Linked DNA regions of Homo sapiens: region 1 is linked to region 2. Evidence: read pairs that join two places in POLR2A ChIA-PET (ENCODE). Cell type or tissue: B cell. All regions are shown on one strand. Each heading gives the region's core, and the rest is flanking DNA. Links, peaks and the distances in the headings are about the cores only.

Region 1 (2,922 bases), core at 101-2,600, 190 kb before region 2:
TACTTGTATAGAATATGCAAGAATGTAAATTGCCTAACATACAGTAGCAGTTCATTAAAAGAACTACTTTTTAGTAGGGAGGTAAGGAAAGTAGGGGGAAGGAGGTGAAGGAAGGAAGGAAGACCATAGGGAGCCAGGTCTGTCCTGCATTGTGGAGGTTTCACTTCTTAGGACTCCAGGTGTCCCAGAGTCATTTGATCTGTCAGCAGTTCTCAGCGGGTGCACTGAAATCTCTGGGGCCATTTTTGGTTATCATACTGATCAGGAGTATTACTGATATGAGCATGCACGGGCCACTGTGCAGAGTGGGATTCTTAACAAGAATTGCTTCACATTACAAACATCCTGCTGGACATTCATGAAGGTGGAAAAAACTATTTATGATTATCTGAGCCTAGACTGTAACTTGGTTTTACATATCAAACAAATACTTTTCTGCATATTAATATACTTACATTTCCCAGGATCACAACTGAGTAAATAAAAAAGTTCTCCAGGCTGGGCAACAGACTGAGACCCTGTCCAAAAAAAAAAAAAGATTCTAATTGTTTGTTTGAAATTTTTACCAAGAGTTGCTTACCACTTTCAGAAAAATCATGACTGACAGCAGTCAGCCATGGTATCTGAGTTGTCAAGACAACACAACTGTATCAGTACGCATTTGGAGCTGTCATATTCAAGGTGATTCTATGTATAGGTACAAGCATCTAACTACTTCATTATTTCTTTTATGTAGCTATGCCTGAGAATTTACTTTTTATTTTTTTTTAGACAGGGTCTCACTCTGTCACCCAGGCTGGAGTGCAGTGGAATGATCATGGCTCACTGCAGCCTCAACCTCCATGGCTTAAGCAATCTTCCTGCCTCAGCCTCCTCAGTAGCTGGGACTACAGGTGTGTGCCACCATGCCCAGATAACTTTTTATTTTTTCATTTTTTTTTTTTTTTTTGAGACGGAGTCTCCCTCTGTTGCCCAGGCTGGAGTGCAGTGGCATGATCTCAGCTTACTGCAAGATCCACCTCCCAGGTTCAAGCAATTTTCCCGCCTCAGCCTCCTGAGTAGCTGGGACCCAGGTGGGTGCCACCACAGCTGACTAATTTTTCTATCTTGTACTAATTTCGTATTTTTAGTAGAGATGGGGTTTCACCATGTTGGCCAGGATGGCGAGTGATCCACTTGCCTCAGCCTCCCAAAGTGCTGTGATTACAGGTGTAAGCCACTGCGCCCCGCCCCAGTTAACGTTTTAAAAATTTTCTGTAGAGACGGGTTTCTCCATGTTGGCCAGGCTCATCCTAAACTCCTGACCTCAAGTGTTCTGCCCGCCTCAGCCTCCCAAAGTGCCGGGATTACAGGTGCGAGCCACCATGCCCAGCCAGCACTTATATATGGAAATGTATTCGTATTTTTCCTTTGTCATTTATATTGGATCATTATATTTTCTTTGAAATTGTGTGAATTATCTATGAATTTCACCTCAGCATTATAAAAGAGGTATTATAAAATATTAGTTATGCAAAGGGTAATAGATCTGACAAGAGTTTAGAACCACTGGTTTTTGTTAAGAATCTAGGCTGGGTCTGTGGTTTTACACCTTCTTCTTTTCTGCTGCAACTGACACTCAAATGGTGGTGGCAGTTTCTATTTTTAGTTGCAAACTGAAGGTTACTTCCTTATTTAACTTATAATAACTTCTAAACAAAGCACCTTCCTTAAATTGAACTACTCAAATAACTCTGCAATATAACATTATCCCACTGGCTATGCGTACTTAGACCACAGCCTATGGCTTCAATAATGGGTTTTCCAGAAACTGCCTCAGGACCATTTGTCCTCAGAAGCTCTCTCCCCAGTTGGCTTTAGAGACACACACTGTTCCCAGATGCAGAAGGCTGCAAACTCCCCCTAACAAGACAGCCTCGATGCCCCCTGTCAACTCGTGAGATGCAGACTAACCAGTATCTTGAGTGTCGACAACACACCAGGCACATTGAGATTTGTTATTTCCTTACTGGTCTAAGAAAATCTTGTAGTCATACCCCCAGTTTAATTACCAGATTTTCTGCCTGTGGATAATGGCAAAGAACTTCTGAACAAAGGATAACTTAATTTACTCAACCTACTGTTTTTTTTTAAGAAATGAAATGACCTTTATTCAGTACCAAACATATTTCCCCTAAAAATATGTATTTGAGTCTAAAAAGGCCTTTCCAATTTGTACTTTTCCTCCAAGATGCCAAGCTACTTTTTTTTTTTTTTTTTAAACAGAGTTCCACTCTTGTTGCCCAGGCTGGAGTGCTGCGGTGTCATCTTGGCTCACTGCAACCTCCGCCTCCCAGGTTCAAGCGATTCTCCTGCCTCAGCCTCCCAAGTAGCTGGGATTACAGGTGCCCACCACCAAGCCCGGCTAATTTTTTGTATTTTTAGTAGAGACAGGGTTTTGCCATGTTGGCCAGGCTGGTTTTGAACTCCTGACCTCAGGTGATCCGCCCACCTCGGCCTCCCAAAGTGCTGGGATTACAGGCATGAGCCACCGTGCCCGGCCACCAAACTACTTCTTTAAGTTACAACAGGCCAGTGGGTGTTAACTCTTTTTTCAAGAAAAGAGGCTTTGGTGTTCTGCAAGATTAGGAGGGATGAAGTGTTAGATTCATGGTTTTCAACCAGGGATGATTTTGTTCCCCAGAAGCCATTTGGCAACAACATCTGGAGACATCTCTGGCTATCCCAACTGGGGGAAGGGAGCATGAGTGCTACTGGCATTAGTGGGTAGAGGCCAGGGATGCTGCCTAACACCCTACACTGCACAGGACAGCTTCCACAACAAATAATTATCTGGTCTGAGATGCCAATAGTGCCAAAATTGAAAAATCCTGCTTAAGATCCTTAAAATACACCCTTCTACTGAAGAAGAAACAACCAAAC
Region 2 (2,922 bases), core at 245-2,744:
CTATGATTGTTGTGTGATTTTTGGCACATTATTTGGAAACAGTTCCAAAAGAACTGAATGCTATTGCTATAGCAAACCCCTTTTCATTCCCATCTACTTGTTTTATGTAAGTTTTCTTAATAAAAAAAAAAAAGGAATAGAATGATGCAGGACTCATTGAGAAAAATCACATACCATCACACTGAAATGCATTTGCAATAAAATTTCATTTATTGAAAAATGATGCTATATGTTACTTTGATTAATCATGCAATAATAATACTTGTAATAATAGGTAAGGAACTTTTCGAAGGATTATGGTCCGAGGAAATGTTTTTACAAATTAAATTTCCACATAAATGCACATTTGTGTGGCAGAGAAGTATGAAAGGATGATCGATAAAAGACTTTCAAGCATAAAATTAGCAGAGGATAAACTTCTGTGAGAACAAAATGGAATAGAAAGACAAGTTCAAGGAGAAAAACGAGTAATGTAGAATTTATTATAGTACCAAGAGTGCTTTTGCTTTATATATCTCTCTATATAAATGGATGATGGTACATAACAAATTGCTATATATATTTAAATTCCATTGGATGACATTCAAAACTGTGATATAACAGCTTTATTTTAAAATTTCAAATTCCCTTCCAATCTGTATGCCTTTTATTTAATTTTCTTGCCTATTGTTTCTGGCTAGAACCTCCAGCACAGTACTGAACAGGAATGGCGAGAGTGGACATCCTCCTCTGGTTCCTGATCTTAGGGGGAGGGCATTCAGCCTTTCATCATTAAATATGATGTTAGCTGTGGGTGTTTCATAGATGACCTTGATCAGGTTGAGAAAATTCCTTTCCATTCCTGGTTTGTTGAGTGTTTTGCCTAGGGCTAGTTTTTAAGATTATTTTAGTGGGTAAGGGAGCATAATGCTTGAAAGTTCAAGTTCCTTAGATGTGCTATCCCTGCTATTTGTTACCCCAGCACCAAACACAGTACCTGCCTAAAAAAGAAGGGGGCCCATAAATATTTGTGGGCAAGCTATCTCTCACCACTCCCCGCTTGCATTATATGTGTGTGTGTGTGTGTGTATATATATATACATGTTTTGTTTGTTTTGAGAGAGGGTCTCACTCTATCGCCCAAGCTGAAGTACAGTGGCATAATTATGGGTCACTGCAACAACCTCCTGGGCTCAAGCAATCCTCCTGCCTCAGCCTCCCAAGTAGCTGGGCCCCCAGGTGCCTGCCAGTATGCACAGCTATTTAAATTTTTTTTTTTTTTTTTTTTTTTTTGTAGAGACAAGGTCTCAGTTTGTTGCGCAGGCTGGTCCTGAACTCCTGACCTCAAGCAATCCTCCCGTCTCAGCCTCCCAAAGTGCTGGGATTACAGGCATGAGCCACTGTGCCTGGCCCCCTTACATTTTATACCTCTGTGATACCATGCTGTTTTCTCTGACTGGAGTTTTCTTTCCTCCCTTTTGTGTGCAGCTGATACCTACTCATGCTTTCCAACTCTGTCCAGGTGTCACTCATCCAAGAGATGCCTCTTTCCTTGCCTCTCTATAAATCCTGAGCTGACGGGGCCTCTTTTCTTGTGCTTCCAGGGTAGCTTCTGCATCTACCATTGTACATTGTATTTAATTACTTACTTATCTATCCATCCCCCACTACACTGGGTAGGTAATATAGTGTGTGGCTGAGAGTATGAATTCCAGAGTCTGACTTCCCAGATTCAAAACCTTGCCTCTTATTACCTTGCATGATCTTGGTTGTGCCTTAGTTTTTTCCTGTCAGAGATTAAAAGAATAGTACCTATCTTGTAGGGTTTCAGGGTTGTGGGACAACAGTGACTAGTAAATAGTAATTTTGTTGTTGTTGTTTGTTTGAGACGGAGTCTCGCTCTGTCACCCAGGTTCGAGTGCAGTGGCATGACCTCAGCTCACTGCAACCTCCGCCTCCCGGGTTCTAGCGATTCTCCTGCCTCAGCCTCCTGTATAGCTGGGATTACAGGTGGGCGCCACCATGCCTGGCTAATTTTTGTTTTTTTAGTAGAGACGGGGTTTCACCATGTTAGTCAGGCTGGTCTCCAACTCCTGACCTCGTGATCTGCTCACCTCGGCCTCCCAAAGTGTTGGGATTACAGGCATGAGCCATCGCACCCAGCCAGTAATTGTTATATAAGAGTTAGCTATTAAATCCTACAGAGCAAGGCCTATTTTTTTCCTTCTTTGCTTCTCACAGCCTAAGGGCTGAAGTGTAAATGTCTGTCATGAGGGTAAGTATGGTGGAAAGTATTTGAAAGAAGGAAACAAAAAAATGGATTTAACATTGCATAGCCAGTAGAAATCAGATCTCAAATGTGTAAGCCATGTTGTCCATTTCTATGTATTTCCTAAATTGACTTCAGTGTGCCCCCAAGCCTGCCATGATGGAGAAGTTAAATCACAGTCCTTATAGAGCTTGTCTCTCAAGGGTCACGTAAGAGTCTGGGAGGTTTACACACTGCTCAGGAAACAGTAAAGACTTTTGATCTTGATGGATTCTCGCTCTGTCACCCAGGCTGGAGTTCAGTGGTATGACATCTGCTCCCTGAAACCTCTGTCTCCCAGGTTCAAGCAGTTCTCCTGCCTTAGCCTCCCAAGTAGCTTGGATTACAGACATGAGCCACCATGCCCGGCTAATTTTTGTATTTTTAGTAGAGAGAGGGTTTTGCCATGTTGGCCAGGCTGGTCTCAAACTCCTGACCTCAGGTGATCTGCCCGCCTTGGCCTTCCAAAGTGCTGGGATTACAGGCATGAGCCACCGTGCCTAGTCAGACTTTTGATCTTAAGTTCATTATTTTTATTGTCTAAGTCTGCATGACCCCTGGAACATGCTAAGTATAGCAGAGCATCTTTGTCTGGCTTGGGAGCCTCTTAGGGGCCCCCAATCTTATATTTATAA

Evidence for each region. Peaks named below come from ENCODE experiments on the same cell type or tissue, not always from the same donor. Only the 100,000 strongest peaks of a DNase experiment are listed, where the experiment ranks them.
Region 1: POLR2A ChIA-PET joins it to region 2 with 5 read pairs; 2 of 35 experiments call an interaction of 5 or more read pairs at or near these places.

Annotation. Positions count from the first base shown.
Region 1 is chr6:36,113,955-36,116,876 of GRCh38, reverse strand. It overlaps a transcript of MAPK14 not described here. Among named protein-coding and RNA genes, the nearest start is that of MAPK13, 15 kb to the left of the region's middle. RefSeq lists an enhancer at 1,560-1,639. In B cell, for the core only: no CTCF peak of the experiment used is centred there; a DNase peak (open chromatin) is centred at 1,646; H3K4me3 peaks cover 1,412 bases; H3K27ac peaks cover 2,500 bases.
Region 2 is chr6:35,927,708-35,930,629 of GRCh38, reverse strand. No RefSeq gene overlaps it. Among named protein-coding and RNA genes, the nearest start is that of SRPK1, 8.1 kb to the right of the region's middle. In B cell, for the core only: no CTCF peak of the experiment used is centred there; no DNase peak of the experiment used is centred there.